2 separate regions of the Homo sapiens genome follow, and region 1 is linked to region 2. Evidence: read pairs that join two places in POLR2A ChIA-PET (ENCODE). Cell type or tissue: OCI-LY7. All regions are shown on one strand. Each heading gives the region's core, and the rest is flanking DNA. Links, peaks and the distances in the headings are about the cores only.

What was found. ChIA-PET counts read pairs that join two places held together with the same protein. Peaks named below come from ENCODE experiments on the same cell type or tissue, not always from the same donor. Only the 100,000 strongest peaks of a DNase experiment are listed, where the experiment ranks them.
Region 1: POLR2A ChIA-PET joins it to region 2 with 5 read pairs; 1 of 35 experiments calls an interaction of 5 or more read pairs at or near these places.

Annotation. Positions count from the first base shown.
Region 1 is chr1:226,438,417-226,442,806 of GRCh38, reverse strand. It overlaps the pseudogene RPS3AP7. Among named protein-coding and RNA genes, the nearest start is that of PARP1, 33 kb to the right of the region's middle. In OCI-LY7, for the core only: no CTCF peak of the experiment used is centred there; no DNase peak of the experiment used is centred there; H3K27ac peaks cover 22 bases.
Region 2 is chr1:226,368,973-226,373,362 of GRCh38, reverse strand. It overlaps PARP1 (poly(ADP-ribose) polymerase 1), which reads left to right. Exons shown (of 23, transcript NM_001618.4): 15 at 2,846-2,929. Among named protein-coding and RNA genes, the nearest start is that of PARP1, 37 kb to the left of the region's middle. RefSeq lists enhancers at 1,894-1,963, 1,984-2,043, 2,794-2,953. In OCI-LY7, for the core only: no CTCF peak of the experiment used is centred there; DNase peaks (open chromatin) are centred at 2,092, 2,642 and 4,072; H3K4me3 peaks cover 2,932 bases; H3K27ac peaks cover 4,000 bases.

The DNA of each region.
Region 1 (4,390 bases), core at 110-4,109, 70 kb before region 2:
ATTTATTGTTTTAATTTAAAAGTATACAGATTCAATTATTTTTCTAAATTCAAGCAAAGAAAATTGGGGGAAAAAGTCAATCCTACCACCTGCTAACACGAGGAATGACTATAACAAGAATCAGGTAAAGCCTTAAAACGCCTTGAAACGACTGAGGAACGCAAAGGCAGGCTGGAACAAAGGGAATAAATATACCATGTTTTTGGAGAGGAAGACTCAACATACTAAAAGCTTCAGTTCTCCATAATTTAATTTATAAAGGTGATGCAGTCTGTTAAAAACACCATTTTTTTAACCAGACAAACTGTTTATAAAGTTTATGAAAAAATGAATAAGAATACCTAAGAAAATACTGATAAAGAAGATGAGGAACGAGGCCTACCAGATACTAAAACATATTCCAAAATTTCAATAATTAAAACAGCTTGGGGTCTGGCACAGTGGCTCACGCCTGTAATCCCAGCACTTTGGGAGGCCAAGACAGGTGGATCACTTGAGGTCAGGAGTTCAAGACCAGCCTGGCCAACACAGTGAAACCCCATCTCTACCCAAAATACAAAAATTAGCCGGGTGTGGTGGCAGAAACCTGTAGTCCCAGCTACTCAGGAGGCTGAGGCAGGAGAATTGCTTGAATCCAGGAGGTGGAGGTTGCAGTGTGCCGAGATCATGCCACTGCACTCCAGCCTGGGCAACAGAGCAAGACTCCATTTCAATAAATAAATAAATAAATAAAACAGCTTGAAGAGAAAGACCAATGGAATAGAAAAGAAAATTTTAAATAGAAAATTAAAAAATAGAAATGTTGTGTATAACAAAAGAGACCTTTCAAATCAATGGAGAAGAGGAACTTGTCAGTAAATGGAACTGGGAAACACGCCCATACCTGAAGGGCAGAGCAGTAGCAGCCTCAGGACAAGCTCGGACCAATGGTAGAAAAGAGATAGAAGGAAACAATGGATAACGCCCCTCCTTTCCTCCCCCTGTGGCCAAAGAACTGTTTGGAAGCATCCTGCTGTTTCTTGTGAAGCCTGGCCAGCCACCTTGCATGTGCCTTCCTGCCTCGCCTTCTCCATCCCCTTTTACTCTCTCTTGCTTCACTGTAATTTCATCTCTCTATTGCTTTGCTTTAAGATCTGTTCTCCGGCTGGGCGTGGTGGCTCACACATGCAATCTCAGCACTTTGGGAGGTCGAGGTGGGTGGATCACCTGAGCTCAGGAGTTAGAGACCAGCCTGGCCAACATGTGAAACCCCATCTCTACCAAAAATACAAAAAACTAGCCTGGCGTGGTGTCATGCACCTGTAATCCCAGCTACTCAGGAGGCTGAGGCAGGAGAATCGCTTGAACCCGGGAGGCGGAGGTTGCAGTGAGCTGAGATCACACCACTGCCCTCCAGCCTAGGCCACAGAACAAGACTCCATTTCAAAAAAAAAACAAACAAAAAAACAAAAAAAAAAGATCTGTTTTCTAGGTAATCTGGGCTAAGACATGAGAGAAGACATGATAGAATAAAGCATGATAGAATCTCTTTGAATCCTGGAATAAGGAAGACCCATGACTCAGAAATTCAGGAGCCACAGAAGATTGATAAGTTCAAATACATAAAAATTAAAACCTCTGCATGGCAAAGAGCATCAATAAGCTAAGTCAAAAGTGAACAAGCAACTGGGGAAAATAATTGCAATTCCTATCTCAGACAAAGGGTTAACCTTTCTAATGTATAAAGACTTTCTAGAAATCAGTAAGACAAAGACTAACAACTCAATAGAAATAGAGGCAAAGGATATGAATAGACAGTTCACAGGAAGGAAAATACAAACGGCTCTTAGGCATGTGAAAAGATGCTCAATGTCATACATCACAAAAGAAGGCAAATTAAAACTTCACTGAGAGTTATATAAGGAACTCCAATAACCCAGTATTAAAAAGACAAATAACTCAATACAAAATGGGGAAGAGATTTGACAAGACACTCCGCAAAAGATTAAGAAGAGAGCTGGGTGCAGTGGCTCACGTCTGTAACCCCAGCACTTCGGGAGGTTAAGATGGGAGAATCACTTGAGGCCAAGAGTCCGAGACCAGCCTGGGCAATGTAGCAAGACCCTGTCTCTACAAAAAATTAAAAAACTAGTCAGGCATGGTGGCAGTCACCTGTAGTTCTAGCTACTTGGGAGGCCGAGGTGGGAAGATCATTTGAGCCCAGAAGTTCCAGGCTGCAGTGAGCTATGATTGCACCAGTCTCTGCACTCCAGCCTGGAAGAGAGACCTTGTCTCATAAAGAAAACAAACAAACAAACAAACCAAAGATTAGGAATAGCCAATAAGTACTTGAAAATATGTTCAACATCATTAATCATCATGGAAATGCACATTAAATCTATGATTAGATACCACCACATATCTTCTACAATGACCAAAATATAAAATAATAACAATATCAAGTATTGATAAGGATATGTGACTATTGAACTTTTGTACTTTGCTGATGGGAGGATAAAATGGTACAACCACTTTGGAAAGCAGATGGCTAGTTTCTTACCAAGTTAAACATACATTGTATCATATTACTCAGAAATTTCACTTCTTGGAAATTACTGAAGACACATGAAAGCATATAAACACAAAAATATTTGTACATTATTGTTCATAACTGCTTTATCCATAATAGTCCCAAGCTGGAAATTATATATCCATCAAATTTGTATTTTTGTAAAAATACAAAAATTATCTGGGCATGGTGGTGTGCTCCTGCAGCCCCAGCTACTTGGGAGGCTGAGGCAGGAGAGTCACCTGAACCCAGGAGATGGAAGTTGCAGTGAGCTGAGATCACGTCACTGCACTCCAGCCTGAGAGAAAGAGCAAGACTCCATCTCAAAAAATACAATACAATAAAATAAAAAATAAAAGTATACATATTCAATTTTTTTTCTAAATTTAAGCAAGGAAAATTGGGGAAAAAAGCCAAACCTGCCACCTGCTAACAATTAGGAATGACTATAACCAGAATTGGGTAAAGCTTTAAAACACACTGAGGAACATAAAGGAAGGCTGGAACAAAGGGAATAAATATACCATGTTTTTGGAGAGGAAGACTCAACATAATAAAAACTTCAGTTCTCCATAATTTACTTGATAAAGGGGATGCAGTCTATTACAAACACCATTTTTTTAACCAGACAAACTGATTATAAAGTTTATAGGAAAAAATGAACATCAACATATGAATGAAAAACAAACCCAAAAGGTGTGGTATATTTGAATATTCAATGGAATACTACTCTGCAATAAAAAGGAATGCAACATCATGGGTGAATCTCAAAAACATGCTGAGCAAAAGAAGCTGGTCAGAAAAGAGTACACATTATTTGATTCCATTTCTGTGAATTCTGAAACAGGCAAAACTAATTTTCTTTCACAAATAAGACTTTTTTATTTGCCACTATTGTAAGTCCTAACTTCAAACAGATTCAAGGACCGTGGTTCATATCCATCAGCTCGTTCAACTTTAGCACCTGTCTCGTCCCCAGTGGCTTTTCCAGAACTGCTACCTTCACCATGAAGCTCCATGAGTTTTCCCAGTTCAGACTTGGGCTTCTTCAGCATTTTTACTTTGCTAATGAAGACATCATGGAGAGGACAAACAGATTGGCAAGCCTTTTTATGTCTTTTCCAATGCTGTCTGCAATCAATTTATTGACCACTTCTTTCAGGTCATTTGTCTGCGCCTCTCAGGTCATGATTTCCAAAATCTTCTTCCGGATTTGGCGGACTTGTTGATGCTGAGCATAAGAGGTCTTCCATATCGGATTGTTGTGTTTCTTAGCAAAACCAACACAGAACAGACGAAGCACGTAACCGTTGGTAGTCTTGACATTGACAGGAGCTTCAATCATTGTCTGCCATTTTTTGACCATGGAGCACATTTTGTCACAGGTCAGATCCATGCCATGGAAGTTAGTCAGGCAGTTTTTGCCCTGAACATCTTCAGTAATCAGCTTGAATTTTCTAAATACAACATCATCATTCTGCAAATCAGCAAGACTCACTTCAAACACACAACCCTTGAGGCCATCTGATACATTTGGGTTCCTTCAGTCCTGGTGACTAGCATCTCTCCAATATTTCTTGTGAACATAGCAGGTGCTTTCACATCATACCAATCTTTCTTAGAAAATGGATCAACCACTTTCTTCCTGGCCCCCTGTTTGCCACCTTTCTTAAGGTGCTTATTCTTGCCAACTGCCATGGTGCTGCTCAGAGAGCCAAAAGAGCTGAGAGAGCCAAAAGCAAAACTGACTTATAGTGATAAAAATCACAGTAGTGGTTTCTCCCGACAGGATGGGAAGGGTGTTGATTGGGCAGGGGCACAAGTCAATCTTTTGGGGTGATG
Region 2 (4,390 bases), core at 198-4,197:
CTCTGAAAAACAAGCAGCTGTGATGCATTTGGTTATTCCCTTTGTTCTAGGCTCCTAGGAACCAGTGGAGGTTAAGAGTCTCAGATCAGCCTTAAGCATTCCACCCTTCTCCATGGGGTTGCTCCCTTCACGCTCACGTTCTGCTGTCTTCCCAAGTCCTTCCTCCTAGAACCTCCTGGCCTGCCTTAGAGCTGGGAGGACAGGGGGTCAAAACTGGGCAGTATAAACCACTGGCAGCCTAAGCCGCATGGACATCAGGGCCAACCCCGTATCTCCCTGCCAAGAGCTCAGCCTGGCAGGAATGCTCACGCCTGTGCTGTTGTAGAGTGGAGTGTTGAGTTACATCCTCTAACGGGTTTAAAAAATGGCCAGGGCTTGTTCGCTGTGCTTGTTGAAATCGCTGTGTGATCTGACTTTTGTTTATGAGGTCACTAGTGTGAACAACTTATGGGTGGGCTCACTGAGAATGAGGGACGGAGGTGGAGGGAAAGGTTGAGAGGTGCTACGGTAAGGGAGAAGAGGGGCTCGTTTCATTCACGTTTTGAAGTCCTGCACTTCATTTCCAGTCTCCCACACCTTGGTCTATCTGTGATTCATAGACGTTCTCAGCTATTCTCAAACCCAAGTCCTTTCCTGTGAAATGTTGTTTTTGTTGTTGTTTTGTGTTTGGTTTGGTTTGGTTTGGTTTGAGACGGAGTTTCACTCTCTTCGCCTGGGCTGGAGTGCAATGCACGATCTCGGCTCATTGTAACCTCTGCCTCCTGGGTTCAAGCGATTCTCCTGCCTCAGCCTCCCGAGTAGCTGGGACTACAGGCGTGCACGACTGTGCCTGGCTAATTGTTTTTTTATTTTTAGTAGAGATGGGGTTTCACCATTTTGGCCAGGCTGGTCTTGAACTCCTAACCTCAGATGATCCACCTGCCTCAGCCTCCCAAAGTGCTGGGATTACAGGCATGAGCCATGGCCCCCAGCCTGAAATGACATTTTAATGTTTTTCACTGGACAGGTAACTAGTTTAGCAGGAAGAAAAGGGACAGGGGCGCTGCTTGCTGAAACAAGCTAAAAGGCAGCTAGCTGGAAGTGTGTGGAAAGCGGGGTGCCCACTCCTGACCTCAGCGGGGTCCACGTGGGATTGGGGTAACCATGTGGAGAAGTAGACACAGTGGCCCTCGGGGCTTCATCCCCAGCACCAGGGGAACCTGACTCTCCCTGTGAGGAGGGCACATCCTGAGTCCAGAAGGGAATGGGTTCCGGGCAGTCACGACACATGGCAGGGGGCAGGGTTCCAGGCTGCAGCCCTAGAAGCCTCCTCCTGGCTGCAGCTGGGGCTCGTGGGTCCCCAGTGCCAAGGTGTTTCTCCCACTTTTCTGTTTCTCTCTCAACTGGGCAGCTGTGGAGCCACTGCTCCCAGCCCGCTGTCCAGCGCTGTGCCTGAGTTTCTTTTCCAGTAGTGAGGGCGGCCTGTGTGGATGGAGCCCACCTCTTATTTTTAGTCTGTGCGTATGTTTTGAGGGGTGTACAATTAGGGAAACTAGGTATTTTCTTTTTTTTACATAAACACCAGAATTATACAGCGTGGAAAATGTCGCGCCCTTCAGAGCTCTGCCCTCACTCTGGCCATGCTCTGCCGTCAGAACTTCTTTTGGGATTCCTTCTTGAGAATTGCTTTCAGAGCTGATTGAGGGTCCATACCAAAGTCACTCTGTTCTTTTATTGTACCTTGTTCTTGGCTTGAAATAGATTATCCACCTTCTTCCCCAGATGTGGCTCCGGCTACTTAATTCTTGCCAGAAATCAGATCTTCCCTTAGGATGGAGTTTGCAGTGTTGAGGGTACAGGGAAGCCCATGCCAGGGCTTGTGGATGTTATTAGAAGCTGTTGGCTCCTGGTAGGTGTCTGATGAGCTGTGAGCACTTTTCACATCCTTTTATTTAATTTTATCACCATAGCAGTTCCATTTCTAAGATTCTTGTTCAGTTCTTTGTTCCAAGCACTGCAGGAAGTGCTGGACATGCAGAAATGGAAAGGCGCAGTCACGGCCCCCAGGGAGCTCAGAAGGGTCTATTGGCAAAGCCCCAGAGACGATGTCTCAGGATACAGAGTGTGGGGCCCATTGGTACACAGGTGTCTCCACGCAGGGGCTGAGCCAAATAGGCAGGGCTGCTCGCAAAAGGGAGTGAGTGCCTTTTAAGGAAGGTGGCCCCACTTAACAAATGGAAAATGAAGGCTGCAGATCTCATGCTTCTTCCACTGCAGCTTCTCTTGATGGCAGGCAGTTCCCAAGATATGAGCAGTAGCAATATTTGTTGGAGGTGACTGATCTGAAAGGGACAGCATTGATTTGAATGTAAGTCCATAAGTTCAGGAGTGTGTCCTTTTTAAAAATAGTGTTCAACACTTGAAAACTCTTGGTTCTTTTCCAGGTGGGAACCCAGGGGTGCACTTAACTAACTGCCTTGGCTCTGGGACCCCAGGGAAGGCCGCTGGGTGGGGTGGTCAGCATGATTTATGAGCCCTCATCTGCACATCAGAATTGGATGGGAATTATGCTATATCTTCGTCCAGACGTGCTGGACTGTTTGAAACTGGGCATAGGGGCAGAGGAGACATGGTTGGCTAAGCCCAGCCGTAAAGGAAGTGAGCAAGAATCTTCAGACACACTGCCATCCCTCATGGTGGGGTGGGGCTACAGACTCTGGATTTGGGTCACTGGTGTCCTCAGGAAATCCCAGCAGGCTCCTGACTGCTCCTGTTGGGGGCCTGAGGGTGGGCTGCCCGGTCCAGCTCTCCTGCGATCACACTGCACAGTGCCCAGCTTTCAGAGCGAAATCCCCTGTCTCCTCAGATCGACCTTCAGAAGATGCCCTTGGGGAAGCTGAGCAAAAGGCAGATCCAGGCCGCATACTCCATCCTCAGTGAGGTCCAGCAGGTAAGCACAGGGCTACCAGGGGCCTCCTGGAACCCTCCTCTGGCCGACTTAGGGGGTGAGACCTGGGGGTGGCAGGGGTAACATTTACTCAAGGTTAAGAAACTGGAAGTACTGAACTGCACTTCACGAGGGTTTCGATTTTTTTCAGTTCAATAAATGACAAGTGCCTGCTACTTACAAAAGTTTATCACAAAACTAATGAAGAGCAACATTTTTCAGTTGTCAGATACTTAGTAAACTGACCATAAACTTGAAGACGTTGGTTACCCTCTCTGTTAAAAGTGAAGTCATCCCTCTGTATCCTCGGGGATTGGTTCCAGGACTCCCTCGGGGTTACTAAAATTCACTCATGCTCAAGTCCTAGAGTGCCCTGCAGAACCCATGGAGGAGAAAAGTTGGCCCTGCACATCTGTGGGTCTCGCATCCTGAGATTTTTTTTTTTTTTTTTTGGTGGGATTTTTCTTTCTTTTTCTTTTTTGAGACAGAGTCTTGCTCTGTCCCCCAGGCTGGAGTGCAGTGTCACAATCTCAGCTCACTGCAACCTCCATCCCCAGGTTCAAGCGGTTCTCGTGCCTCAGACTCCCAAGTAGCTGGGGTTGCAAGCATGGGCCACCACACCCGGCTAATTTTTTTGTATTTTTAGTAGAGGTGGGGTTTCACTATGTTGGCCAGACTGGTCTCAAACTCCTGGGTTCAAGTGATCCGCCTGCCTCAGCCTCCCAAAGTGCTGGGATTACAGGCATGAGCCACCACACCTGGCCTGAGAATACTATATTTTTTATCTGAGTTTGGTTGAATTCTCAACTGCAGAGCCCACAGGTGTAGAGAGCTAACTGTATTTATTGAAAACATCTGTGTATAAGTGGACCCGCATACTTCAAATCGATTGTTCAAGGGTCACCTGTGTTGTGGTTTTTATTTTATGTGTCCTTAAGAGTTAGGCAGAGTTTATTTTGCAGTTACTAGGAAGTCATCAAATGGAAGCCTCTTTCATTCATGTTATTTCAACATTCTTTGAGCATCTTTCAAGGTCTACCAGTCCCGGAGCCTTCCAGCTACATCCTGGAGGGGCTGGAGGGTTCCGCTTATATTTGTGGGTGGGTGCAGGCCTGGCCTGTAGAAAGAAGGAAAGCACACAGGAAGCAGAAGTGGGCCCAGGCAGCGGGCTTTCTGGCTGGTGCTGGAGAAAAGGCGCTGAACCGGATCTGTCAACTTCAGTTACAGCTGGCTCTGAGCAGTGAACCTCTCTCCTTGTTCCTTACTGACTGAGAACTTACAAGGCTTTCCTCGGCCCCAGCTTCTTCCCATGCAATAGTCTTCAGGAAGAAGAGCTGGAATAGCATCCTTACCCATTGCCAGAGCCACCTGGGCAGCACAGATGGAAGTTGTACAACTTGGTGAAGTCCATGTCACAGCGAGAAGCAGGCGTGGGGCTTCGGACCTGCTGGGTGCCACTTCATA